2 separate regions of the Homo sapiens genome follow, and region 2 is linked to region 1. A link is an interaction called in ENCODE POLR2A ChIA-PET data of the cell type or tissue named here. Cell type or tissue: Panc1. All regions are shown on one strand. Links, peaks and the distances in the headings refer to the core of each region. The heading gives the core; the rest is flanking DNA. Region 1 overlaps NT5C2 (5'-nucleotidase, cytosolic II). Region 2 holds the start of TAF5 (TATA-box binding protein associated factor 5).

Region 1 (12,883 bases), core at 4,506-12,505:
AAACTGTGGGAATGAAAGAATAAAGGAAAAAAAAGTTTGGAATAGGTTTCCTGAGAATGAAGGAACTATACTGAATAATTTGATAATTCAGCTTGTTGCTGTGCTCCTGCTATATAATATGACCTATTTCCACAGACTAACAATTGAGTTCTCTAATTACTTGGGGCAATACAGAACATGGAGTTTGAGGGGGAAGAAGAAAAATGGCAGAATTAGGAGGGGGGAAGAACTGGGAAAGAGCAGAAATTCATTCATTTGCATTCTGTTTTAATTGGCTGTTCTTTCTGCTAACTAATGAAAACCTCCTCTTTGTGCAGTGTACAAGTCCCCAGAGTATGAGTCCCTTGGTTTTGAGCTTACTGTGGAGAGATTAGTTTCTATTGGCTATCCCCAGGAGTTGCTCAGCTTTGCTTATGATTCTACATTCCCTACCAGGTAATTTTTAAAGATATTTTTGGATTAAGACTAGATTAAGACTACTTTCCTTACCCCTCAAATTAGACATTCCAGATTTATCCTTAACAAAAAAACCCCCCAAAACATTGAATAATTCTTTGTTGTTTTTTTGGTTGGTTGATGTTGATTCTAAAATTACCATGAACTTTCCATATACACCATATCTTGGTGTTCCTGAATTAAGCTCAGTTTATTGCAACTGAGGAAGACCCACTTACAGGTAAAAAAGGAGATTACTAAAACTGATGGGCAGTAATCACAGGTGGTGCTATTTGGGGCTGTTGGCAAATAGGTACGTGTTTCTCTAATACACTTAACATGATAGAAGCTTGGCAGTTTCCATTTCTGGATTTGATAGGGAATATTTAAGATTAAGAAAATGATGTTTGAGATGCTATCATATATATCCCACATACAGCATCTAATGGAGAAAAATATAAGCCTTCTCAGTTGTCCAAGAAAAAAGACTATGTTTTAGAATGGTACCAGCTGTGTAGTAAGAAGAATGTTTTTTATACCTTGTTTGATTAAGCACTTATTCCTTACAGAAAACAATTATGATTTTCTGTCTGGACGGAGTCAATATTTTTTAGTTGCTTTAGAATTAGTTTTTAAGATTTTACTCACTTTAGCTATATTAGGACATACTTTGAGTTGGTACAAAGCTTGAATTAAATGAGGTTGGTTCATGATGATTAAATACTACTACATAAAATTATTGCCTGTATTACTTTGCATTATCAATAATGTCTTCATTTTCACATAGGGGACTTGTCTTTGACACACTGTATGGAAATCTTTTGAAAGTCGATGCCTATGGAAACCTCTTGGTCTGTGCACATGGATTTAACTTTATAAGGGGGTGAGTACAGAGAACCTTTAGCCTCTTTCTAATGTTAAAGTCAAACAATGTGAAGATGACATCATCTCCCCAGATGTAATATATTTCCCTATTACTTTTCATCATTAAAGAGCAAATTCCCTTACATAAGGTTAGTTAACAGTTATTTATTAGGCAGTTGGAACCCAAACTGACATATAGTTAGCAATTACATTTTGTTTAAATTAAGTGCCTTCCAATTATACAGCATACAACAAAACTAATCTTAAAACTTGCCCAGAAGAACTTTAGTAGTTTTGACTTATTTGAAATTCTAAGATTTTTATTTTCTTCTTTCTAATACAGTTCTCAGGTAGCTGTTCAGAAGAGGTATGTATATAAAAATGCTTTGAAAAAATTTTAAACTATAGCAATTTAAATGATTAAGAGATTTTTAATAGCCAATACGTTTTTTAGATTCTAATGAATCTAAACTTTGAATCCTGACATTTGATTGTGTCATTAAAAAAATGTAAACATAAGGTTAAAGTGAATATGTGCTAATAATATTTTAAACAAATAAGAATAAGCTTTATTTTCAAAATAAAAATATTTCCACTATTGTCACTAATTTGAACTTTTTACCCTAGTAAACAGCAGATGAAATTTAGTATCTACTATTTTTTTGTGAAATGTCCCGATATTTTCAAATCATAATGCCACAATTTGACAACTTCTGTAGCTATAGCTTTACTGTTATACATTTTCTCTACTGTTATGCCACCTTATTTACTATTGACATTGTATTAAGGTCAGAACAACAGCTCGTAAAACCAGAATAGGATGTGTGTCAGTCTCTTATGTAACTTTTCCATTTACTATTCATTCTTGATGGCAGAATAGGAAAAACACCAGGCTACATTGAAATGTTTAAAAAGACAATGTCTTTTTTTGTGATAAGAGGCACAAACCAACTGTAATTGTACCAGAGCTTCCTTTAGATTTGAGGTCACAGGATGCCCCTTAGAATTGAAGCATCTAAGACTCTTTAGTTGGCATTACTGACATTACACAGGCTCAGAGATTTCCATGTATACATGAGAACGGTGTGAAGTAAACACCCATCTTGACACATCTGAGCAGGCCAGTGATTACATCCACATTTCTTTCACTGTTTCTTTCATGAGGGGGTTTGTTCAGGATCCATGAAAATATCAGGAAACAGGATTTAGAATATGAAGTAATTACAGGTTGTACTAGTAACTTAAGCTATTTTATACACAGATATTGTCATCATAACTCAGAATCTCAATGAAGATGAACCAGGGTTCTATTATGTCTAAAAAGGAATTTTTGTATTATAAGGGAGGGGTAGGCAGAGAAGAAAAGAGAAGCAGTTGGATAAGTTAGTACTACGATCAAATTTCCAACTCAAGATCCACAGACTTCCTCTCTTCCCTTAAATAAGCCAATAAAGTTTCCACATAGCTCCTTTGCTAATGCATTTAATAGTGTTTCAAAAATAAGTCATTTATGAGTAAATGCAGAATCATTCAAATAGCACTTAGCACTGTGCAGTCTTTAGAGTTAAACAGAAAAGCTGGCCAGGCACAGTGGCTTACGCCTATAATCTCAGCACTTTGGGAGGACAAGGCAAGAAGACTTCTTGAGCCTAGGAGACCAGCCTGGACAATAAAGTGAAACCCTATCTCTACAAATATCAAAAATTAGCTGGGCATGGTGGTACATGCCTTTGGTCCCAGCTATATGGGAGACTGAGGCAGGAGGAGTGCTTGAGCCCAGGAGGTTGAGGCTGCAGTGAGCTGTGTTGGTGCCACTGTAGTACAGCCTGTGTAACAGAGCAAGACCCTATCTCAAAAAAATAAAAATAAATTAATAAAATTAAAATTCCCATGAAAAGAAGAGACTGAAGATAGAGGGAAAGAAAGTTATCGAAGCTATTACAGTGGTAGACAAGGCTGGAAAAGAAGGACTCCATCAGGCTTTGCTAATGAGTTAGGACCTTATTTTTTGATAAATTTTTATTCTGTGGGTCACAGAAAGTTAGTAGTAATCTGTGCTGTAACTGTTTTCTTCCCATTCCAAGTGTAGCATTTCTTTTATGATATATTACCTCCCCCAAATTGATTTTTATTTTAAATATATACTAGTGTGATTTGACACTGAAGTTTACAATGTAATTGCTAACTATATTTATAAATCAATTTGGGTTCTAACTGCCTAATAAATGTTAACCATCTTTATGTAAAGGAATTTTTCTTTAATGATGGAGGGAATAGGGAAGTATATTGTATCTAAGGAGACAGTGTCAGCTTATTAAATCTAACTGAAGAAAGTATATTTTTACTGTTACCTTCCACCTTACTTTTATTAAAGAAAATCTTGGAAAGCTAGAAGATAAGATACTCTACAAAGTTATTCATTATTGGGAACTCTCATCTCAGAAGAGTGACTTAAGACAGGGAGCTAATGTGATTTTTATATGTCTAACTAGAGTTTATGCCATTTGTAGTTAACAAACCCAGGCAGGAATTAATCCAGGTCACTCTGAGTGTGAGCTTTAAATTTGATTTCCTTTATTTACATTGTTAATCTCCATGTATTCACTGTCAGAACTGTGCATTTTTATATTTTAGTATTTTTCCCTTTGAGTTTCTCTGAAATGTTTTCTTCTAGAAGTGTTTTTGCATCTTTAACAAATTCTGCTTCACTGGCTTTTTTCTTTTAAACCTTGAATTTTCTTCATGGTTCTGTTCTGTCTCTTCTCTTCCTTCTCTGCACACTAAGTGGTTTCATCTCCTCTAATACTTTTCATGATTCCATCTAGTATCTGTACGTAGATGATCTCAGTTATCTCTCAAGGCTGAATCTCTTTTAAGTTCTTGACCTTTGTTTCTAATTGCCTAATAAAAATCAGTTTACTTCAAACTTAGTATCACTAAAATAGAACTACTCTCACATCACTTCTTATCTAGTTTTCATATTTCTGTTCATCGTACCAACCACCTCTCAGAGACACCTTAGCATGGACATCATCATCTTTGACTCTTTAATGTTCCCCCAGCCAAATCTGCTCAGTTTGCCGGGTCTTATTTTACCTTGGTAATCTCTCTTGAATATATGAGTGAGCTGAGATCACGCCACTGCACTCCAGCCTGGCCGACAGAGTGAGACTCTGTCTCAAAAAAAAAAAAAGAAAAAAGAAAAAATTCTGAGAGTCAACTGGGTGATTCTGGGTTGCACAGCTGATCTCTCTATGCTCTTTCACATGTCTGTGGTTAGCTGGTGGGTGACCTGGCATCTGATCTACAATGGCCTCATGCACATGTCTGGCATTCACAGGCTGTTGGCCGAGTGCTTCATTTCTACATGTAGCCTTCTATCCTCCAGCAGACTATCTCACTGTCATGCACATAGTAGTCCATGGTTCCAAGTGCTGCAAGAGAGATTAAGCCTCAATACACACATGTTTTTCTAGGTCTCTGCTTGGATCCCATTTGCTGCTATACAAGCCTATATTCAAGGATAGAGAAATAGACTGAGTTCTAATGGGAGGAGCCACAAAATTGCATCACAAAGAGACAGGAAGAATTTGTGGCCATTGTTGGAGTGCATCACATTGTCTTTCCCCAGTTTATCCTAAAACAGCCACTAATTTAATTTTGTTTTACAACTCAGCCCCGATGGGATTATCCTCTGCTTTAAAACTGTCAGTAGTACCCTCTTGCCCCTAAATGGTGTAGAAACAGTAGCTTAATCTGCCTCAACCCATCTTTCTAGCTTAATTTTTCTCTGCTCCCCTTTCTCTACCCAAGTTGGACTAGTTTCACAACTGGTCCACCTAGCCTTTAAGGCCCAGCTCATATACCAGCACGTGCATGAATCCTTCCTAGATTTTCCTCTCCTTAGTCCTCACATTTGCTTCTCTCTACCTCTTAAGTTGAAATGGTGTTCCCTTCTTTGGTTTTCTCATAAATGTTTGCACCTTTCTTGTAGTAGTTGTGATTTTTTACCTTATAATTATATGTGTATGTGACCCACCTCGCCCACCACACTGACAACTCTTTTAAGAGCTGGAACCTAAGCTGGACATCACACCTGTAATCCCAGCTACTTGGGAGGCTGAGGTGGGAAGATTGCTTGAGCAATCTTCAGGAGTTTGAGTCCAGCCTGGACTTAAAATAGCAAGACTGTCTTAAAAAAAAAAAAAAATTAAAATTAAAAAAAATAAAGAGCTGGAACCTGAACTCGTTCATCTTCATAGCTATCCATGCGTAATATTCGGAATTCTGTCTTGCACATAGCCATCAAAATATTTGAGTTAATTTTTGAATAATGCTATTTCCCAATTATTATAATGTTATTTTAAAAATCAGTTAATTTTTAAATTTTTCTTTCAGACCAGAAACTAGAGAACAGTATCCAAATAAATTTATCCAGCGAGATGATACTGAAAGATTTTACATTCTGAACACACTATTCAACCTACCAGGTAGATTCATTCTATGCTTATTTATACTGATGCTTTCCCTTCTGTGACCATTAGTCTGTATTCAAGGGAGGTAATGAAATAAGTTTGAATTATTTCATTATAGCTTATGAATATCTGTTCTTCATTTTTCAGAGACCTACCTGTTGGCCTGCCTAGTAGATTTTTTTACTAATTGTCCCAGATATACCAGGTATGTATATACTATAATTATTTTTTTCCAATTGATTTTTAAAATTAATGCACAGGGTTTTAGAGAACTGGCCATTGTAGGTCTTTTCTGCTTTTCTAAAGTGAATTTAGTGCTAGTGAGAGATGCCACATTGCCAACCTGAGAGATGGGACAGCACCAGCAGCTCCATGCAGGCTCTCACCTCCCACACGGCCCCTCTCCTTGCCAGTGTGCTGCAGCCACCACTTCTGATTGGCTTCTCCTGGGAATGAAGACGGCCAGCAGAGGTGCTAATTGTGACAACTGAGTGGGAGGTTTGTGTGATGATTATCTGTCCAAGCAGAATTACACTAAAACCCCCCAACTCATTTCACAGCAGCTACCCAGGAGCCATTCAGGGATGGTAATTTAATTTCATTCCCAGGCCAGGCAAGATTTGATTAAGGAATAAATACTGTGTATCTTATCAGAAGTAAAATTTTGCGTAAGTCTTAAACAAGTTATCCTCTCCCTTTAGGGAGAATTATATAGCCAATACTGAAAGTTTAGCCATCTATATACCAGAGTTGGCTAACTTCTTATCCTCTTTGGGCTTTATCCACTTGAAGACACTAAATTTGGTGGAAAGCTGAGTCACTGAACTAAATAAAAAAATGGACAGTACCTTTGTACTTAGGGACAGTGTCAGGAAAGTCAGGGTGGAAAGAACCTAAATGACCAATTTTAAGTTTTAAATGTTTCTTCAACCTGTTTCTAAAAAGTGATAAATAAAAAAACCTGACATTTTTGGAACTTTGGCCTTTTAGCTTCCATTCAATATATTCTTCTATCACTTTGTATTTGTTCACAATTACTGTATTCCATTGAACACTATAGCCATTTCTGGTGGTCAAAGTGGACTTTCATTAGGGAGTAATTATTTTCCTCATTAGCCACAGCCTTTACCCATGTGATATGGAACCTTTGGGTCCCCTGGGAAATTTTTGATATATATTTTGTTTACCCTGTTTTGGATCCCCTGTCATGTTATTTTTATCTTTCTGTAGTTGTGAAACAGGATTTAAAGATGGGGACCTCTTCATGTCCTACCGGAGTATGTTCCAGGATGTAAGAGATGCTGTTGACTGGGTTCATTACAAGGTACCTAGAAGCTGTTTCTTCACCTGCTTGCTTTCTGGCATGTATTTTATGGCGTGGCATTAACTTTCCAAATGGAGCAGAATATTTCTTTTTTTAAAAAAAGAAAAAACAGATTTGCCCCCGCCTAGTGATAGCCCTCTAGAATACATTTGTTCTTGTCTTTGGTCTCGGTGGTAATGTTGATCTTTCCTCAGTGATGGTGTTTGGCTTCTGGATTTTATTTTAGTTTGCATTTCTCAAACTTAGAAGAGGTTTTAGTGTATTACATTATACTTAACATATCCTTTGTGGATGACAGTGGTCCATTTTTTTTGTCCAGATACCTCCCACCCGACTAATAACATTAATAAATATTAAATTTACATGTATTATAAACTATTGAATAAAATATGAAATGCCTTTTAATTTCAAACTTAAAATAGAAACTGTTTTATATTTTGAAGACAAATTTTAGAGGCAGGGTTGCAGCAAATCATACCTGCTACTTTTTTCTGGCCTTCTCTAGTTTGTCCACTTTTCCATTTTGGTAAATCCTTAAGAAATGCATTTGGGGCTGGGCATGATGGCTCATGCCTGTAATCCCAGCACTTTGTGATGCCAAGGCAGGTGGATTGCTTGAGCTCAGGAGTTCAAGACTAGCCTGGGCAACATGACAAAACCCTGTCTGTACAAGAAATACAGAAAATTAGCCAGGCATGTTGGTGTGGACCTGTGGTCCTAGCTACTTGGGAGGCTGAAGTGGGAGGATCACCTGAGCCTGGGGAGGTCGAGGCTGCAGTGAGCTGAGATTGTACCACTGCACTCTAGCATGGGCAACAGGGTGACCTTGTCTCAAAAAAAGAAAGGATTTGGGTTGATTAGTAAAAACCATTTTTCTTATAAACTACATGTTAAAAACTGATTTTGTTCTTTTCTTAATTCTTTTTTTTGTCTTCCTCCAGGGCTCCCTTAAGGAAAAGACAGTTGAAAATCTTGAGAAGTATGTAGTCAAAGATGTAAGTAATATAGGGGAAAATAGATCTGCATAATAGCTCATTTTACCTATTAGGGAAATTAATAACAAGCTGATTTATAATGAAATGGACAAAAGAAGAGATTTGTCTTGGCATAGTATGTGTCGGGTATAATCACCAAGAATATTCAGCTAGAGCATAGGTCTTAGTAGAGTTTTTCCTGTTTCTTGATAGGCAAGAAGACTCAGTATTTCATTTTTCCTGTTTCTTGATAGGCAAGAAGACTCAGTATTGCATTTGTTCGCTTAGCTTCAATTATAATAGCAGTTAGAGGTTTACTGTATGCACATCATCACCATGCTAAGTGATTACATGCATTATGCCATTTAATCTTCTGTATGACCTTGAGTTAGGTATTATTGTTGCCTCTGTTTTATAGATAAAAAACCTGAGAAATAGAGGGATTAAATAACTTGCCAGAGGTCACACAGTTAGTAAGTAGTAAAGCTAAGTCACACCCAAATCATAACTACTGCACTAGATCATCTCAAAAATGTGCATATATGTTACTGTTATTTAAAATGCCTTTAACCTGTCAACAGAGAGTAATGAGGAAAGCTTTAAAGTACCTTAAAAGGCATTAGTGGCAAACCTGATAAAATTTTTTAAAAAATCTGTGGTTAATAGTATTGTACCAATGTTAATTTCATACTTTTCATAATTATACTGTGGTTATATAAGATGTTAATATTAAGGGAAACTGGAGGAAGAATATATGGGAACTCTTTATTTTCACAGCTTTTCTATAAGTCTAGAACTGTTTTAGAATAAAAATTAAACACACATAGTGCCCCAAGATGACATACTTCTTTCTTTTCCTACAGAGTAAAAGTAGCAGAATACAGTATTTTCTCAAAGTACTGTGGTAAAGATTTCTTGTTTTCAGTTTTTGTGCTTCCTATTTTCACCCACCTCCCTTATTTCAAGAAAGAACACTGAATGGGGAGGGTCCGGGAGAATTTGAGTGAAGGAATCTATTTGCTATGCGAGAAGGAAAAGATATTTTTCTTTCCAGGCACATGAGGGGTTAGAATTTCCTCATTTAAGCGCACGTGGGTGTGGGTATTTCTAGGTAGCATCTGCACATGTCATTTCATTCTGCAAGGTGTTTTATAAAACCATAGTGTACACACTGAAAGCCATATCTAATAATCTCTATGTAGAGCATGTTTAAATCAGCTTCTGCTGACCTTTAACACACCTCACATACTTCAAGAAATCTCAAGGTAATTTAAACTCTTTCCTGAGGCAGACATCATGAGGAAGGTAGAGATATGTTGTTAACAGCCATATAACCCCTATAAATATGTGTATAATTTTACATGTAAATCTATTACATACACTGTGTATACTACATATGTTAATACTTTATTCATTTATAGTGATAATGTGGGCTTTTAAGTGCAAAATTCTGAAATCAGCTAACCCTTAAAAGGTTCCCCCATTCCTGTTGTGGACAGAAATCCAGTATTTGACAACTCCAAAGTGTAAAGATAAAAATGTTTTCGTGTTTCACTCATTATCCAATTACATTTCAGGGAAAACTGCCTTTGCTTCTGAGCCGGATGAAGGAAGTAGGGAAAGTATTTCTTGCTACCAACAGTGACTATAAATATACAGATGTAAGTGCTTCATGTGTATATTTATTTATGCAGTGGAATTATTTTGGCCTAAAGAACTGTGAAGACAATGAGGAAGATAGAAGTTTATTAAGTGAAAATAGTTTCTTGCCTTCTCATTTTCAAAGAGTAAAAAGGCAAAAATATACAGGATAACAGTGGTTCTCAAATTTTTCTAGAAATTTATTTTAACCATTTTCACTGATTATAATTGGCTACTTGAAAATTTTAATCTTGGGGTTATTTAAAACATTTGTAAAGATTAAAATGGCTTTTGTGTCTCTTTGGAGCATCATTTCTATAAACTTGAGCAGTCACACCCCTTATTGATGTGTATGTATGACTTTCCCTGCTGTTGGAAGACCTGCAGCAATAGATGCTGCACAGATGTTTTGGCTCTTAGCTGTCAAAATTTATATATCTTTTTTTTTTTTTTTTTTTTTTTTTTGAGACAGAGTCTCACTCTGTCGCCCAGGCTGGGGTGCAGTGGTGCGATCTCGGCTCACTGCAACCTCTGCCGCCTGGGTTCAAGCAATTCTCCTGCCTCAGCCTCCCAAGTAGCTGGGATTACAGGCACCTGCCACTGCGCCTGGCTAATTTTTTTGTATTTTTAGTAGAGACGAGGTTTTAACATCTTGGACAGGCTGGTCTTGAACTCCTGACCTCGTGATCCACCCACCTTGGCCTCCCAAAGTGCTGGGATTACAGGCGTGAGTCACTGTGCCCAGCCCAAAATTTACTACCTCTTAAAAACAGTTTTTTCCCATGATTAAAGCATGTGGAAAAACTGATCTAACTCCTTAACTTCATCTTACTTTTGCTGAGACACTTAAAAATTTATAGTACTGGCAAGAAGTTCCACTTCCCCCAATTCGCTGTACATGTAAACTTGATTTAGACACCTGGTGATTTGTAGTAAACAGTCTTACATAAACCGTTGGTTTGTTGACTTAGTTGGTCTAGGGATGGCAGTAGCGAAGCCAAGGTGATAGGTTATTTCTGTGTGAGTCATTAGTTTTCTCTATACCCCTACCTCATATGCTCCTTTCCTCCAAATGTGTGTTCAAAAACATCTTCCAGAGGAAGTATGTATCCTCCCTGAGAATGTCAGAAGCCTTTTTTTCTTTTTGGTATATGGTAAAGCATTAATTTCTGGCTTCCACTGCCATGATTTCATAAAATTTAGAGGAAACAAGAATGTGGTGAGTCCTATGTTGAAAAAGACATGTTTTGTGAAAAGCTTGTAATTTCTTTAGGTTATATACCTTTTGCAAAAGTAGTATATGGACCTTATGTTAAATTTTTTTTTCCAGAAAATTATGACTTACCTGTTTGACTTCCCACATGGCCCCAAGGTACCGTATGTGACTCAATAGACCACTGCTTTAATAACAATGAATGCATTTAATCATTCTGGAATATTAAGGGGGAAAGAATTGGTCAGAACCCACCCAGAAAAGTCCTACTTTTTAAGCCTATTGTCTAATCTTCATTAACATTAGAAGTAATCCAGGAGCTAGTAGAATTTAAAATCAAATTGCTAATTTAGAGTCCGCAACTTGAATACTTAATAGACAGAAATAAAAGGGATATTCATGTGATATTTAGTAGGATGGGATCAGAATAATTTTATGCCCAAGAAGTTCTATGCAAAATTAAGTTTGTGTGGCAATGAAAGGAATTTTCAGGTTGTGGATGATATTTGATTAACAGAAACAGAAAATGTATGTGTATTCTTGACAACTTCTAGATTTTGTATTAGTTGTTGCTAAGTTTTTGCCAAGAGAGCACTCAGCCTTGATATTTAGCAGAGAAGTCTTCATTTCTGCAGTACGGCTGCACTTAGGTTTAAGGAATACTCCTTGCAACTTAGTCACATACTTACAGAATTTTAGTCCTAGACTTTAGTGAATAAACATCAGCAAATCCCTGTTTTGAGAACACCTGAAATCACAGTGTGCAGTGCCCTTCAGGTTGGTCTTAAAAGGTTAATGCCAGGGTTCCATTTCAGGATAGTCATGATTTTAATGGGCATAACTCAGTATTGTGATTAGCTTACACTGTGAGCCAAAAGCCAGTGTGTACCTAGAGCCATCATTCTGAGAATGTAACCAGTAAAATTTCCTAATAGTTCCATGTTAGTTTGTATACTTTAGCTCTGATGCCTGCCTCTGTCTTAATCTGTCCCTTGGGTATTGATTTGCATCTCTCCCTAGCTCTTTTGAGCTCCTTTTAGCAAATTTCAGGTGAGCACACTTTCATAAAGTGCTGTAAAATAAGTATTGTAATTTAGTAGTAGATGAAATGATTTAATGTATAGAATGTGTTATTACAGTTATTTATTATTTATATCTTGTCTGCTTCCCAAAGGATATGGCTTATAATACATAGACACAATTTTTTTTTTTTTTTTGAGATGGAGTCTTGCTCTGTTGCCAAGCTGGAGTGCAGTGGCACGATCTCGGCTCACTGCAACCTCCCCCTCCTAGGTTCAAGCGATTCTCGAGCCTCAGCCTCCCAAGTAGCTGGGACTACAGGCGCCCGCCACCACGCCCGGCTAATTTTTGTAGTTTTAGTAGAGACAGGTTTTCACCATGTTGGCCAGGATGGTCTTGATTTCCGGACCTTGTGATCTGCCCGCCTCGGCCTCCCAAAGTACTGGGATTACAGGTGTGAGCCACTGTGCCTGGCTGACACAATACCTTTTTAAAAAATAAAATAGTGGGATCTTCTGGCTATACTTAGTATTTTTATATTCCTTGCATCTGAGTGAGATTAAATAGTAATGCCTTAAGGTAAGGAGTGATGTTTCAACTTTTGCTGTTTCTCCTTCACCAGCCTGGGAGCTCCCATCGACCATGGCAGTCCTACTTTGACTTGATCTTGGTGGATGCACGGAAACCACTCTTTTTTGGAGAAGGCACAGTACTGCGTCAGGTGGATACTGTAAGTCATGAGAATGATCTGTCTTGCTAGCACATTGTCCTTAATGTTTCTCCTTCCCCCACTCTTACTCTACATAAGGAAACAGGAATTTTTTTTTTTTAATTAGCCGTATCTCTCTTTTGAAATTAAGAGTTTTGGTCTTAACTGAAACAGTCAAACAAACCCACTAATTGAAAAGAGTAAGTGCCATTCATTTGGCTGTCTGGC
Region 2 (15,877 bases), core at 4,057-12,056, 270 kb before region 1:
AGGCATATTCAAATCAGAACTCAAAATTATTCCAAGGCTGACAAATCAAGTCCTCTTCTAGGGTTTTCTGTGTCAGGAATTGGCTCCCCTATCCAGCTAGAACGGCCAGAAAACTGGAGATTTCAATGATATCTCCATCTCCCTCACCTCCCTAGCCAATCTATCAAGTGTCTCATGACTTTGTCTACTTCTCTTCACCTCCACCACAACCTAGTCCAGTGCTTCTCAATAAGGGTGCTATTAACATTTTGGGCAGGATAATTCTTTGTAAAGTGGGACTACCTAGGTGCACATATTAGAACATTTAGTATTCCTGCTCCTCCGCCCAGTCATTATGACAACCAAAAATGCCTCCACACATTTTCTTTTTTTTTTTTTTTTTTTTTGAGACAGGGTCTCACTCTTGTCATCTAGGCTAGAGTGCAGAGATGCAATCTCAGCTCACTGCAACCTCTATCTCCCAGGTTCAAGCGATTCTCCAGCCTCAGCCTCCCAAATAGCTGGGATTACAGGAGTGAGCTACCACACCCAGCTAATTTTTGCATTTTTTTGAAGAGACTAGGTCTCACCAGGCTGGTCTCAAACTCCTGAGGTCAAAGTGATCCACCCGCCTCAGCCTCCCAAAGTGCTGGGATTAAAGGCGTGAGCCGCAGCGCCGGGCCACCTCTACACATTTTCAAATGGTCTAGTGGAAGGAGCAATTCCACCTCCAGTTGAGAACCACTGCAATAACTTCCAAAACTTGTCCCTATAGTCATTCTATCCCCCATTTGTTTTCCCCACTGCATAAAGGTCCTTTCAAAGTATATATCTAATAACGACATGGTCCTTTAATGACTCTGTAGCAGAAATGACTCTGTAGCAAAAAGGCTTCGCTCTCCCCAAATATCCATTTTTCCTGTCTTCCTCCATAAAAGAAAACCTGAATATCAGCTGGGCACATAGACACTTAGGTAAAGACTACATTTCTTATTTCCCTTGTAGCTAGGTGTGGCCACTGACTGTTAAGATATAAAAGGAAGAAGTGTGTGCAGTTTCCGTGTGCCCTACCTGCTGACTGGCACACTGATGTGACTGCTTAGAGCAGGAAAACCATCTTATGCCACAAGGTGGAAATTGCATGAAAAGCATGAGAGAGCAACAAGACCGAGGGAGCTTGGGGCCCTGGTAATGAAGAACCCACCACACCAATCCCGAATGTCCCACATTTACGAGAAAAATAAACAAACTTTTATTGTATTTAAACCTCTGTTGTTTGGGTTCTCAGTTACTCTTATTCTAATCGAATCCTAACACTGCTTCCTAGTTTTCTTAAGATAAAGGCAAAAATAAACTTTTATTTATGCCATTGTTGATGAGTTTTCAGTGACTCTCAACCAAATCTAATCCTATCCAATACAACTCCCTACTGCTCTTAGGATAAACAAAGACCCTCAACATGGCCCAAAAACCTGCCTATCCTTTTTTTTCAATGCCTTCACTTTAACAATAGAACCTGCCTACTGTTCCAGTCCCTAACCAATTCCCAGCTTCATAGTATACCACACCCCCATCCCATTCTCTGCTCCAGCTACCCTGGCCATCTTTCAGCCTCTGTACCTACCAGGATCCTTCCCACCAGAGAGCTTTTACACATGCTTTTCCCTCTTCTCTTCATCTGGTTAACTCCTACCTAATCTTCAGATCTCAAATCTCACTTCAAGTATCATTTCCTCTGGAAGCCTTCTCTGACTTCTCCAGCTAGATCAAACCCCACATTTTAAGTTCTCATAGCCTCAGGTACCTCTCCTTCACAACGTACTTTTTAAGTTGCAGTCTTACATTTTTGTGGTTACAGATGTGAAAACATATGCACGCACACACACACACTACGTATGTGTGTATATATATATATGTAAAAATTTACATACTTCTCAAAGAATGACTTTGCTTCATTCTCATGTTGATTGTAGACTAGCTCCAAGTACATGTGCACAAACAGAGGATAAAAAAGTTGGGACAACTCTGCCCGATGGCAGTCCAGGGAACATTCAATGAAGTGTTTCAGTCCACTATAGTATTCTTCATACATTGTGGGATCTCCTTGTTGGTTGTAGGCTGACAACACGGCACTGACATCTGGCTGGTCTTCCACAGCAACACTTCCAACTATTTAAAAAACAAAAAACTTTTAAGAAAATGACCTATTATGACCATGTGACTATGGCTGTATTGTTAAAGCCCACAGGTGAGTTGTTTCTCAGACTGTTGTCTCTTTCTTCCCACTGTCTCTTCCTCAACACAATCACATAATCTTTTTTTTTTTTTTTTGAGAGGGAGTCTGGCTCTGTCGCCAGGCTGGAGGGCGGTGGGGAGATCTCGGCTCACTGCAACCTCCACCTCGCAGGCGAGTGTCTTGCCTCGGCCTCCCAAGTAGCTGGGACTACAAGCGTGTGCCACCATGCCCAGCTAATTTTCATATTTTCAGTAGAGACAGGGTTTCACCATGTTGGCCAGGATGGTCTTGATATCTTGACCTTGTGATCCTCCCGCCTCGGCCTCCCAAAGTGTTGGAATTACAGGCATGAGGCACCACACCTGGCCCACGTAGTCTTTTTTTTTTTTCTTTTTAAGATGGAGTTTCACTCTTGTCGCCCAGGCTGTAGTGCAATGCACAATCTCGGCTCACTGCAACCTCCCCATCTCGGGTTCAAGCGATTCTCCTGCCTCAGCCTCCTAAGTAGCTGGGATTACAGGCATGCACCACTATGCCCAGCTAATTTTTGTATTTTTAGTAGAGACGGGGTTTCACTATGTTGACCAGGCTAGTCTCAAACTCCTGACCACAAGTGATCCACCTGCCTCCCAAAGTGCTGGGATTACGAGTATGAGCCGCCGGGTGCGGTGGCTCCCGCCTGTAATCCCAGCACTTTGGGAGGCTGAGACAGGTGGATCACGAGGTCAGGAGATCGAGGCCATCCTGGCTAACACAGTGAAACCCCGTCTCTACTAAAAACACAAAAAATTAGCCAGGCGTGGTAGTGGGCGCCTGTAGTCCCAGCTACTCGGGAGGCTGAGGCAGGAGAATGGCATGAACTCGGGAGGTGGAGGATGCAGTGAGCCGAGATCGCGCCACTGCACTCCAGCCTGGGCGACAGAGCAAGACTCCATCTCAAAAAAAAAAGTACGAGCCACCGCGCCCAGCCATAATCTTTTAATGGAATTTTTTTCACTTGTTTCATCACCCAAACCGAAACCCATCAGCACACCCATATCTTAAGATAACAATAACAGGCCAACACGGTGGCTCACACCTGTAATCCCAGCACTTTGAGAGGCTGAGGCGGGCAGATCACAAGGTCAGAAGTTCAAGACCAGCCTGGCCAACATAGTGAAACCCCGTCTCTACTAAAAATACAAAAATTAGCTGGGTGTGATGAGACGTGCCTGTAATCCCAGCTACTCGGGAGGCAAAGGCATGAGAATCACTTGAACCCAGGAGGCAGAGGTTGTAGTGAGCCAAGATCGCTCCACTGCACTCCAGCCTGGTGACAGAGCAAGACTCCGTCTCAAAAAAAAAAAAAACAATAACAAGGAGTCAGTATTTCTCCTGGAACTACCTGATGTTAAAGACAAATTGTATAAAAGATATGTGCAAATCAAACAACTACATTAACTTTCTCTCAATGCTCTGTGCAAATGGCACCCACCACGACCAAGCCATGCACTGCAGTAACATTCCCAGCTCTCTGGGCCACCCAAGCACTGTGTAACATTCTTGTAACATATCCTATCCTGTGTTCCCTTCACATTATATACATCTCTTACCCCTTACAAAATGTAAGTACTTAAGGGTGGGAAGGACCATGCCTTATTTATATCTTCAAAAGATAGTTATATGCTTAAGACAATTTCCATAACCACCACTTCAAAACAGAAAACGTAAGTATTTATTGGTAATACAGCACCACCTAACAATACATCTGTCAATTAAATCAGTCAATTAATCTGTCAATTAAATCAGAATTTGGTTGTTGGAAATTTCTGTAAGTTGCCATTATAGTACACTTTGCTCTTTACTGCAGAAATGTGATAATTTCTTTGGTTACTCTGATGGCCTCTTTTCCTCCTTACTGATTTCTCAGTTATGATCTATAATTAGGTCAAGTTTCTGAAGAGATCTGAGATTACAGCAAAATAACCAACAATATAATTCATCTTATAGTTCATTCACAAAATTCAACATTCAAAAAAGATTCCTCTCTCTTTTTTTTTTTTTTTGTAAAGACGGAGTTTTGCTCTGTCACCCGTGCCAGAGCACAATGGCTTGATCTCAGCTCACTGCAACTTCTGCCGCCTGGGTTAAAGTGGTTCACCTGCCTCAGCCTCCTGAGTAGCTGGGGCAACAGGCACATGCCACCACGCCCAGCTAATTTTTTTGTATTTTTAGTAGAGATGGGGTTTCACCATGTTGGCCAAGCTGGTCTTGATCTCCTGACCTCAAGTGACCCACCCGCCTTGGCCTCCCAAAGTGCTGGGACTACAGGCGTGAGCCACCGAGCCCGGCCTTCAATCACATCTGCACACATTTCTATTTACGGATTACAATGAGGTATGAATACAATGCTATGTATGAATACTTCATTTCTGGCAATGCTGCAAAAATTAGGCCTCATACAGACTAATTTGGCTAAAAGCTCTGCACTGGGTAATTCAATAAACATTTATTGTTAGCTCAGGATCACCTTTGATACCTTATACGGTATATGAGTTTTACTGCATGGATTTGTGACAACAGTTGCTGGGAGAAAGGAGGGGCTCAGGTTTCAGGTACATACACAGAGGCATAAACTTATCCATACCAAACATTTTACATATAGATATTATAAGTGCCTCAAGTGGCCGGGCACGGTGGCTCACGCCTGTAATCCCAGCACTTTGGGAGACCAAGGCGGGTGGATCACAAGGTCAGGAGATCGAGACCATCCTGGCTACCACGGTGAAACCCCGTCTCTAATAAAAATACAAAAAAAATTAGCCAGGCATGGTGGCACGTGCCTGTGGTCCCACCTACTCGGGAGGCTGAGGCAGGAGAATCGCTTGAACCTGGGAGGCGGAGGTTGCAGTGAGCCAAGATCACACCACTGCACTCCAGCCTGGCCGACAGAGCGAGACTCAGTCAAAAAAAAAAAAAAAAAAAAGCCTCATAACCACTCATTTAATAGAGAGAGAAAATTCAACATGAGAATGACCTGCCTCCTGACAATATTAATGTAAAAAAAAAATTTTTTTTTTGAGACAGAGTCTCGTTCTATCACCCAGGTTGGAGTGCAGTGGCGCAATCTTGGCTCACTGCAACCTCAGCCTCCCGGGGTCAAGTGATTCTCCTGCCTCAGCCCCCCAAGTAGCTGGGATTACAGGCATGCGCCACCACGCCCGGCTAATTTTTGTATTTCTAGTAGAAAGGGGGTTTCGCCATGTCGGCCAGCCTGGTCTCAAACTCCTGACCTCAGGTGATCCACCCGCCTCAGCCTCCCAAAGTGCTGAGATTCACAGGCATGAGCCACGACGCCCGGCCAATACGAAGGTAAAAAAAATTAAAAACTAAAAAAATAATGACAATCAGCATCACACAAGTAAATGCAGCAAAGACAAAAAGGTCTGTCCAATGCCCATGCCTAAACACATGGCTCTCAAGCTGCCATATGTCAATACTCCTTAGAAGCACTTATTCAAAAGTGAAGATTCCCAGATTCCACCTCTAGAGGACCTGATTCACTAAGTCTGAAGTGATGCCCAGGAACCTGCATCCTCCAAAGACTTAACACTGGTGGTACTCAGCCCATATATATTTTTAAAATTTCAGCCGGGTGCGGTGGCTCATGCCTGTAATCCCAGCACTTTGGGACGCAGAGGTGGGTGCATCACGAGGTCAGGAATTCAAGACCAGCCTGACCAATATGGCGAAACCCCATCTCTACTAAAAATATATTTTTAAAAATTAGCCGGGCGTGGTGGCGCGTGCCAGTAGTCCCACCTATTCGGGAGGCTGAGGCAGGAGAATCGCTTAAATCTGGGAGGCAGAGGTTGCAGTGAGCTAAGATCACGCCACTGTACTCCAGCCTGGGCGACAGAGCAAGACTCCGTCTCAAAAAAAGAAAAAAAGAAAAAGAAAAAAAATTCAACTTTTAGCTGAGATTCAGGGGGTACATGATGTGCAGGACTGTTACAAGGGTATATTGTATGGCGGCCGGGCGCGGTGTCTCACGCCTGTAATCCCAGCACTGTAGGAGGCCGAGGCAGGTGGATCATCTGAGGTCAGGATTTCGAGACCAGCCTGACCAACATGGTGAAAGCCCGCCTCTACTAAAAATACAAAAATTAGCCGGCCGTGGCAGTAGGAGCCTGTAGTCCCACCTACGCGGGAGGCTGAGGCAGGAGAATTGCTTGAACCCGGGAGGCGGAGGTTGCAGTGAGCCAAGATTGCGCCACTGCACTCCAACCTGGGCAACAGAGCAAGTTTCCGTCTCAAAAAAAAAAAAAATCTATAAAGTATTTATCAACACATCTTTTAAGAGGAACTAAAGAAATAAAGAGAAAATAAAGTACTTACAGTACTTAAAGTACGCTAGTACGAAACTGTACAAACACTGTTAGTGTCATGCGGACCTGCCCAAGGCTCAAAAGCCCAAATGAAAGGAAAGGGACCAAGAGCGTGAAGATCCCGCCTCTCCGCGCTCACCTTCCCCATACATCCCTCTGCTCAACAGCTCTCCTCAGCTTCTCACTGGAACTGACAGCTCGGAAGGGGGTTTGACTGCGCAGCCCGCGCACTAGAGAAAGGGGCGGGCATGTGGCCCTAGAGGCGGGCCCAGGAAATTCAAAACAAGCCCGCAGAGGTGCAGGCCTGCCAGCCCCTGCCTTACCGGCTTGCTCCCCTTCGCGGCGGCCGTACCTACCCGGGACCCCACGGCTCACCTTTACCCGGAGCCGCAGGACCTGAGGCTGAACCTGAGACGACCGTGGCCCCCGAAGCGCCAGTGCCCGGAGGGTCGGGGGCCGCAGGGCCAGGGGCCGAGGCGGTCACCCGGCTGAGAAGCGCGCTGGTCACCTCAGCGCCGGCGCTGTCCACCTCTCCCGGGGCTCCGGAGCCCGCCACTGCCTCCTCCAGCAGCCCGGCCTCACGGCGCAGCGCCTCTTCGGCCTCGCGGAGTTTGCTCTGCCGTAGGAACTGCAGCACGGCCAGTAGAGTCTGTCGGTCATGCGGAGCGCCGGCGTCCGGAGCAGCGGCGGGCACCGGGGCCGCCCCCGCCGGGGCAGCGGCGGAGACAGCCACCGTGGGCTTGGGGGTCCCGCCATCCCCGCCAGTGGACGACGACGCCGCAACGTTCCCGCCGCCGCCGTTGGGGCCGTTGTTGGTAGTGCCGCCGCTACCCTCGCCTGCGCCGTCCCCCGCCTGCGGAGGTAGCAGCGTTGGCGGTCCCTCAGGCTCTAGCTTGACCGCCACCTCCGTCTGCTCCTCCGCCAGCGCCGCCATCTTGCGGCTGAGCCACCTCGCGCCGTCAAGCGTGATTGCATTTTCGCCACATGGAGGGCGGGGAGGAGCATTTCACGACAACTCTAGTAGGCCATTTACGGCAGTAGGAGGAGCGAAAAGGAAGGAGAAACGGAATAGGAAAGAGAGCAACTTTCAAAACCGAGCGAAAGAAAGGCAGGAAGTGGGCATTGGTGACCACCTATTACATTTGCCTGAGAATAATTGCCATTTATTGCAGGCCAGCTATATTTAGGCATTATGATAGATGTTTTACATTATGTGATCTCCTTCAATTCAATAATCTTTTTCTTTTTTCTTTTTTTTTTTTTTGAGACGGAGTTTCGCTCTTGTCGCCCAGGCTGTTAAGCGATTCTCCTGCCTCAGCCTCCCCAGTAGCTAGGATTACAGGCATGCGCCACCACGCCCTGCTACAATTAAATAATCTTATGAGGTAATATTATCCCCACCTCGCAGATGGCTCAGTTGAAACCAAGAGAGGTTAAATAACTTACCAGAGGCAAGAAGAAAGTCCAAATGTCAACATTCGAATCCACGTATTTAACTCAAAAACATATACCATTTGCCAGAGGGAGGCTTCCGAGATACTGGTAGTTTTACATTTTGACCTGAATAGTGCTTACTTTTTTTTTTTTTTTGTCATTTTTACTTTTGTAAAAGTTAATCGAGCTGCATGCATTACATTACATTTATTTATTTATTTAACTTTTGAGACGGAGTGTCGCTCTGTCGCCCAGGCTGGAGTGCAGTGGCCCGATCTCAGCTCACTGCAATCTCTGCCTCCTGGGTTCAAGCGATTCTCCTGCCTGAGCCTCCCGAGTAGCTGGGATTACAGACGTGTGCCACCACGCCCGGCTAATTTTTGTATTTTCAGTAGAGACAGGGTTTCGCCATGTTGGCGAGGCTGGTCTCCAACTCCTGACCTCAGGTGATCCACCGGCCTCAGCCTCCCAAAGTGCTGGGATTACAGGCGTGAACCACTGCGCCTGGCCCGTATACATTACATTTCAATAAAAAGTTTTTAACGCCAGGTGCGGTGGCTCACGCCTGTAACCCCAGCACTTTGGGAGGCCGAGGCGGGCGGATCATGAGATCAGGAATTAGAGACCAGCCTGACCAACACGGCAAAACCCCGCCTCTACTAAAAATACAAAAAATTAGCCAGGCATGGTGGTGCGCCCCTGTAATCCCAGCTACTCGGGAGGCTGAGACAGAAGAAGAGCTTGAACCCGGGAGACGGAGGTTGCAGTGAGCCGAGATCCCGCCACTGCACTCCAGCCTGCGCGACAGTACGAGACTCCGTCTCAAAAAAAAAGTTTTTAAATACCAGAATGTTGTGGTTGTGAAATATGTACGTTATGTATTCATGCTATTATCCGTTATTACAAATAAACCATTTTAATTGTATATTTAAAAATCATGGCCACACGCAGTGGCACATACCTGTAGTCCCAGCACTTTGGGAGGCCGAGGCGGGTGGATCACCCGAGGTCAGGAGTTCGAGACCAGCCTAGCTAACATGATGAAACGCCATCTCTACTAAAAATATAAAAATTTAGCCAGGTGTGGTGGCGGGCACCTGTAATCCCAGCTACTCGGGAGGCTGAAACAGAGGAATCACCTGAACCCAGGAGGCGGAGGTTGCAGTGAGCCGAGATCGCACCATTGCACTTCAGCCTGGGCAGCAAGAACAAAACTCCGTCTCAGGAAAAAAAAAAAAAAAAAAAAAAATCATATATGCCATTTTGCAATGTGCTTCATAGGTTATAAAACCCTCCTGCATATTTTATCTCATTGGAAACTTGTAACTCTGTGGAATAGGTACAGACGAGAAAAGTGAGCCTGAGACATTGGGAAAATCTAGCACAGCCGTTCAAGTTATTGGTTTTGAGGTCTTACCAGCGTCCTTTGACCCTGCTTACTTTTAAAAAATATTTTATTTTATTAATTAGAGATCTGAAGCCTTACTATATTGCCTAGGCTGGCCTTGAACTCCTGGGCTCAAGCAGTCTCTCACCTCAGCCTCCCAAGTAGCTGAGACTACAGGCACAGACCACCTGGCTTGACCTTGCTTACTGGCTGAATAACCTGGAGCAAGTTACTTAATTTACTATGTCCCAGTTGCCTAATTTTTTTTTTTTTTTTTTGAAACGGAGTTTCACTCTTGTTGCCCAGGCTGGAGTGCAATGGCGCCATGTCGGCTCACTGCAACCTCCACCACTCAGGTTTAAGCAATTATTCTGCCTCAGCCTCCCGAGTAGCTGGGATTACAGGCATGTGCCACATCAGGCCCAGCTAATTTTGTATTTTTAGTAGAGACAGGGTTTCTCCATGTTGGTTAGGCTGGTCTCGATCTCCCGAACTTAGGTGGTCCACCTGCCTCGGCCTCCCACAGTGCTGGGATTACAGGCGTGAGCCACCACGCCTGGCCCCAGTTGCCCAATTTCTAACAAAAAAATAATAGTAGTTACGTCATAGTGTTTTGAGAATTAAATGAGGTAATGCATATGCAATACCTAGTATGTAATAAATAACCATTGGTTATTTCTACTTCACTTTAAAAGGTGTTCTGTAAATGTTTGATTAAGAAAGTGCAAGCATAATGTTCAAAAGTGATCCCGAGACTGAAATGCAAAGCTAATCTAGGGATAGGGGTGGCGGCTCATGCCTGTAATCCCAGCACTTTAGGAGCTGAGATGAAGGTTGCAGTGAGCCGAGATTGTGCCATTGCACTCCAGCCTGGGCCACAGAGCGAGACTCCAGCTCAAAAAAATAAATAAATAAATAAATAAAATAAAATACTGAGTGTGACCCATTAAATTGATCTTAACTGAATTAATTTTTTTTCTTTTTTTTTTTTTCTTTTTTTTTGAGACGGAGTCTCACTCTGTCGCCCAGGCTGGAGTGCAGTGGCCGGATCTCAGCTCACTGCAAGCTCCACCTCCTGGATTTAGGCCATTCTCCTGCCTCAGCCTCCCGAGTAGCTGAGACTACAGGCGCCCACCACCATGCCTGGCTAATTTTTTGTATTTTCAGTAGAGATAGGGTTTCACCGTGTTAGCCAGGATGGTCTCGATCTCCTGACCTCGTGATCCGCCCGCCTCGGCCTCCCAAAGTGCTGGGATTACTGGCGTGAGCCACCGCGCCCGGCCTGAATTAATTTTTTTTCAATCTCAGCTCACTGCAAATTCCACCTCCCAGGTTCAAGTGATTCTCATGCCTCAGCCTCCCGAGTAGCTGGGATTACAGGTGTGCACTACCATGCCCAACTAATTTTTATATTTTTAGTAGAGATGCGGTTTTGTCATGTTGGCCAGGCTGGTCTCAACCTCCTGACCTTAAGTGATCTTCCCGCCTCAGCCTCCCAAACTCCTGGGATTACAGGAATGAGCCACCGCACCTGGTTAACCCTGTGTTTAAAAAATAATAATAGTAATAATTCTATAACCCCTCACACTTTCTTTTTCTTTTTTTTTTTTTTGAGACGGAGTCTTGCTCTGTCGCCCAGGCTGGAGTGCAGTGGTGTGATCTCGGCTCACTGCAACCTCCGCCTCCCAGGTTCAAGCAATTCTCCTGCCTCAGCTTCCCAAGTAGCTGGGACTACAGTCGTGCACCATCATACCTAGCTAATTTTTGTATTTTTAGTAGAGACAGGGTTTCACCATGCTAGCCAGGCTGGTCTCAAACTCCTGACCTCGTGATCCACCTGCCTCGGCCTCCAAAAGTGCTGGGATTACAGGCGTGAGCCACTGCGCCCGGCATAACCCCTCACACTTTCACACACTAGTTTTAGCATCCATTGCTGAATTTTTTTTTTTTGCGTCAGTTATTAATACCATGGTTACCAATTGGTGCTTTTCTAATTTCATCATTTCTCCTACACTTATTAGTTGGTTTTCTAATGGAAGGAAGAAATTTTCCATCTCTTGGTTGGGCACAGTGGCTCACGCCTGTAATCCCTGTACTTTGGGAGGCTGAGGCCGGGGTGGGGGTCACTTGATGTCAGGAGTTTGAGAATAGCCTGGCTAACATGGTGAAACCCCATCGCTACTAAAAAAAAAAAAAAAAAAAAGCCTGGCATGGTGGCTCACGCCAGTAATCCCAGCTACTTGGGAGGCTGAGAGGAGAATCATTTGAACCCAAGAGGCGAGGTTGCAGTGAGCCGCCATCATGCCACTGCACTCCAGCCTGGGTGACAGAGGAGACTCTGTCTCAAAAAAAATAATAATTTTCTGTCTCCCTATTTATTTATTCACACAGTTACTATCAACATTTTTATTTTGATATTGTCACAAATTTGATCATTAGGATCTCCTTCAAACTGGCTCCTGTATTTCTTTGACATGGCCACATAATTGTTTGAGCACTTCCTTCTTAATTTCTAGCACAATGAGACATTCTACACTCCCTTTATATTGTCCCAGGCTAGAGTACAGTGGCACATTCATGGCTCACAGCAGCCTCGACCTCCCTGGGCTCAGGTGATCCTCCCACCTCAGCCTCCCAGGTAGCTGAGACCACAGGCATGTGCCACCATGCCTGGCTAACTTTTGTGTTTTTTGTAGAGATGGGGTTTTGACACGTTGCCCAAGCTGGTCTCAAACTCCTGAGCTCAAGTGATCCACCTACCTTGGCCTCCCAAAGTGCTGGGAATACAGGCATGAGCCACCGTGCCTGGCAAGTTCCTTTTATTGGTATTAGAAACCAAGACCAGAGTGTGAGGTATGTAATTGCTTCTAGGCCCTCTCAGCAGATAGTGCTGAGAAATGTACATACATCTACATGTACATATCTATCTATATCCATTTATCTTTATCCTTAAGTTCACCTTAAATGTCTCCAATTCTAATCTAGTAAAGCAGAATTTATTCTATCCATTCCCTTTTCTGTATTTTTGACACCCTTTTCCAATAGTGAGAATTCTGTCATTGTTCACAACATATTTACTTACTTGCTCAATCCTAGGATGTAGAGAAAGTGGCTTCAGAATTGCTAACCTATGTCTCTTTTAAAAAAGAAGTGTACTAATTAGATTCAATAATTTTTAGAATGCTGGCAGTTCTAGCTTTGCACAATAGTCTGGGGCCATAAAAAATAAGTGTGCTGGCCAAGTGCAGTGGCTCACGCCTGTAATCCCAGCACTTTGGGAAGCTGAGGCAGGCGGATCACCTGAGTAGAGGAATTTGAGACCAGCTGGCTAACATGGTGAAAACCCATCTCCACTAAAAATACAAAAATTAGCCAGGCATGGTGGCGGGCACCTGTAATCCCAGCTACTTGGGAAACTGAGGCAAGAGAATCACTTGAACCTGGGAGACAGAGGCTGCAGTAAGACAAGATTGCTCCACTGCACTTCAGCCTGGGTGACAGAGCAAGACTCCATCTCAAAAAAAAAAAGTTTGCAAGTGGAAACCATGCAAAGTGATATTAATAATCAATGTTAACATTGCTCTGTGACCTTCAAAAAATGTGAAAATATTCAACAGTCTCTTACTGTTGGGTGTAAATGTATAGAAAAATGAAAAACAGGCCAGGCATGGTGGCTCACGCCTGTAATCCCAGCACTTTGGGAGGCAGAGGCAGGTGGATCAGGAGATGACGAGATCAAGCCCATCCTGGACAACATGGTGAAACTCTGTCTCTACTAAAATACAAAAAATTAGCTGAGCATGGTGGCGTGCACCTGTACTTCCAGCTACTGCAGAGGCTGAGGCAGGGGAATTGCTTGAACCTGGGAAGTGGAGGTTGCAGTGAGCCGAGATCGAGCCACTGCACTCTAGTCTGATGACAGGGCAAGACTCTGTCTCAAAAAAAAAACAAAAATGAAAAACATAGTAAAACTAATATTTATTTGGTACACTGTAACTTAAAATATTAGAAACATTGAGGATTGGCTGGGTGCTGTGGCTCATGCCTGTAATCCCAGCACTTTGGGAGGCCGAGGCGGGTGGATCACGAGGTCAGGAGTTCAAGACCAGCCTGGCCAAGATGGTAAAACCCCTTCTCTACTAAAAATACAAAAGTAGCCGGGCGCAGTGGCAGGCACCTGTAATCCCAGCTACTTGGGAGGCTGAGGCAGGAGAATCGGTTGAACCTGGGCGGCAGAGGTGGCAGTGAAGCAATATTGCGCCACTGCACTCCGGCCTGGGTGATAGAGTGAGACTCCGTCTCAAAAAAAAAAAAAAAAGAAACATTGAGGATTAAAGTGCTTCATTTCTTTGTTAAAAATTCATCAAGAATAATAGGAGTCCAAAAGGCTTATTGGAAAAAAAAAAACTCATTACGAATAGTTTGAATAGTGCTTGCCTTCTTCTCTTATAATTTACAGTATAGTGATAGTGTGTTTTTCGTTCCTTAGCAAATTGTCGTACTCCTTTCTAAGTTTGCATTTTTTTTCTTTTGTGCTTTCAATGTTGTGAAATGTCTCTGAGACCTCGTATTTAATGCAAAGGTTTTTTTGCTGGCAACACTTCCTCTGGGATATCTTCATCCTTTTAATAACAACAAATTTCATCATTTATGTCAATAAATTTGCCATTTATGGGTGATTGAAATTTGACTTCCAACACTTTTCCTTTCGTTACTACACTTTCATGTTTGTTCATTAATTCTTTCTTCTGATTATTTATTTGTTTGTTTTGAGACAGGGTCTCACTCTGTTGTCTGGGCTTGAGTGCAAGGTGTAATTGTGTCTCACTACAGGCTCAACCTCCTAGGCTCAAGGGATCCTCCTACCTCAGCCTCCCAAGTAGCTGGGACTACAGGCTCGAGCCACCACACCTGGCTAATTTTTGTATTTTTTATAGAGACAGGGTTTCACTATGTTGCCCAGGCTGGTCTTGAACTCCTGGGCTCAAATGATCCACCCGCCCGCCTCAGCCTCCCACAGTGCTGGGATTACGGGCATGAGCCATTGTGCCAGCCTGATTATTCATTTTTATAAAATGTCATGTGAGTCACTGGCAGACAAGGAGACAAGACAACTACAACTGAATAAGGTAAGTACAATGACCAATCACCAGCTGACTTTGAAAGAAGTAAGATGCCTGGCGCAGTGGCTCATGCCTGTAATCGCAGCACTTTGGGAGGCCTAGGCGCAGGGATCACCTGAGGTCAGCAGTTCGAGACCAGCGTGACCAACATGGAGAAACCCCGTCTCTACTGAAAATACAAAATTAGCCGGGCATAGTGGCACATGCCTGTAATCCCAGCTACTCAGGAGGCTGAGGCAAGAGAATTGCTTGAACCCGGGAGGCGGAGGTTATGGTGAGCTGAGATCGTGCCATTGCACTCCAGCCTGGGCAACAAGAGCAAAACTCCATCTCAAAAAAAAAAAAAAAAGAAAGAAAAGAAAGAACTGAGATGATGGTTACCGATCACCAGGTGTCTCTTGTTTACTTAGAGATTTGTGGACTGAAGAGCTAGTAGCAAAGTTTATACTTTATGCAATTACAGTTAATATACTATGGTAACTACCTTTGAACCATGTTATTGTTGGACTGATGTTATTTAATTAAACTGTGGTAATTGAAATTCATACATGTCGGAACTGAACAAAGCAAGAACCTTCTGTATTTTTTGTGTTTAGCCTATGGATATATAGTCCAAATCCTATGCTGAAAAGTAATTTGGGTTAGTTCTTCCCCACCCCATCCTTCACGGTGGTTATCTTAATCATTTGAAGCACGGTTTGATTAATTTATTTCTCTTTGTATTCTATATATATATATATATATATATATATATATATTTTTTTTTTTTTTTTTTTTTTTTTTTTTTTTTTTGAGATGGTGTCTCGCTGTTGCCCAAGCTGGAGTGCAGTGGCGCAATCTCGGCTCACTGCAGGCTCCGCCCCCCTGGGGTTCACGCCATTCTCCTGCCTCAGCCTCTGGAGCAGCTGGGACTACAGGTGCCCGCCACTTCGCCTGGCTAATTTTTTGTATTTTTAGTAGAGACGGGGTGTCACTGTGTTAGCCAGGATGGTCTCGATCTCCTGACCTCATGATCCGCCCGCCTCGGCCTCCCAAAGTGCTGGGATTACAGGCGTGAGCCACCACGCCCGGCTGTGTTCAATTTTAGAAGGTTTCCCATCTTATTTTTAAATATAAAATTCAGAACTATGCAAAAAAGTATATTCAGGGAAGTGTCATACCCATTCCTTCTATCCTTTGTTCCACCCCATTCTAACCACACCTTTTTATCCTTTCTGTTTCTTTTTCAAATGTGCAGATAAGGTACAGTATATTTTCTTCTTTCTCTTTCTTTTCTTTTTATTTATTTATTTATTTATTTATTTATTTATTTATTTATTTATTTTTTGAGACAGAGTCTCACCTCTGTCGC

Evidence for each region. ChIA-PET counts read pairs that join two places held together with the same protein. Peaks named below come from ENCODE experiments on the same cell type or tissue, not always from the same donor. Only the 100,000 strongest peaks of a DNase experiment are listed, where the experiment ranks them.
Region 2: POLR2A ChIA-PET joins it to region 1 with 11 read pairs; 3 of 35 experiments call an interaction of 5 or more read pairs at or near these places.

The regions. Positions count from the first base shown.
Region 1 is chr10:103,094,141-103,107,023 of GRCh38, reverse strand. NT5C2 (5'-nucleotidase, cytosolic II) reads left to right here. Exons shown (of 19, transcript NM_001351169.2): 5 at 318-435; 6 at 1,223-1,318; 7 at 5,698-5,789; 8 at 5,922-5,979; 9 at 7,005-7,098; 10 at 8,040-8,093; 11 at 9,650-9,733; 12 at 11,044-11,085; 13 at 12,569-12,676. Among named protein-coding and RNA genes, the nearest start is that of NT5C2, 93 kb to the left of the region's middle. In Panc1, for the core only: no CTCF peak of the experiment used is centred there; no DNase peak of the experiment used is centred there.
Region 2 is chr10:103,359,629-103,375,505 of GRCh38, reverse strand. It overlaps TAF5 (TATA-box binding protein associated factor 5), which reads right to left and starts at 7,530. Exons shown (of 11, transcript NM_006951.5): 1 at 6,958-7,530; 2 at 1,911-2,148. The coding sequence starts at 7,516. RefSeq lists enhancers at 6,228-6,297, 7,428-7,667, 7,420-7,714 and a silencer at 6,758-7,297. In Panc1, for the core only: no CTCF peak of the experiment used is centred there; DNase peaks (open chromatin) are centred at 6,735 and 7,595; H3K4me3 peaks cover 2,144 bases; H3K27ac peaks cover 1,737 bases.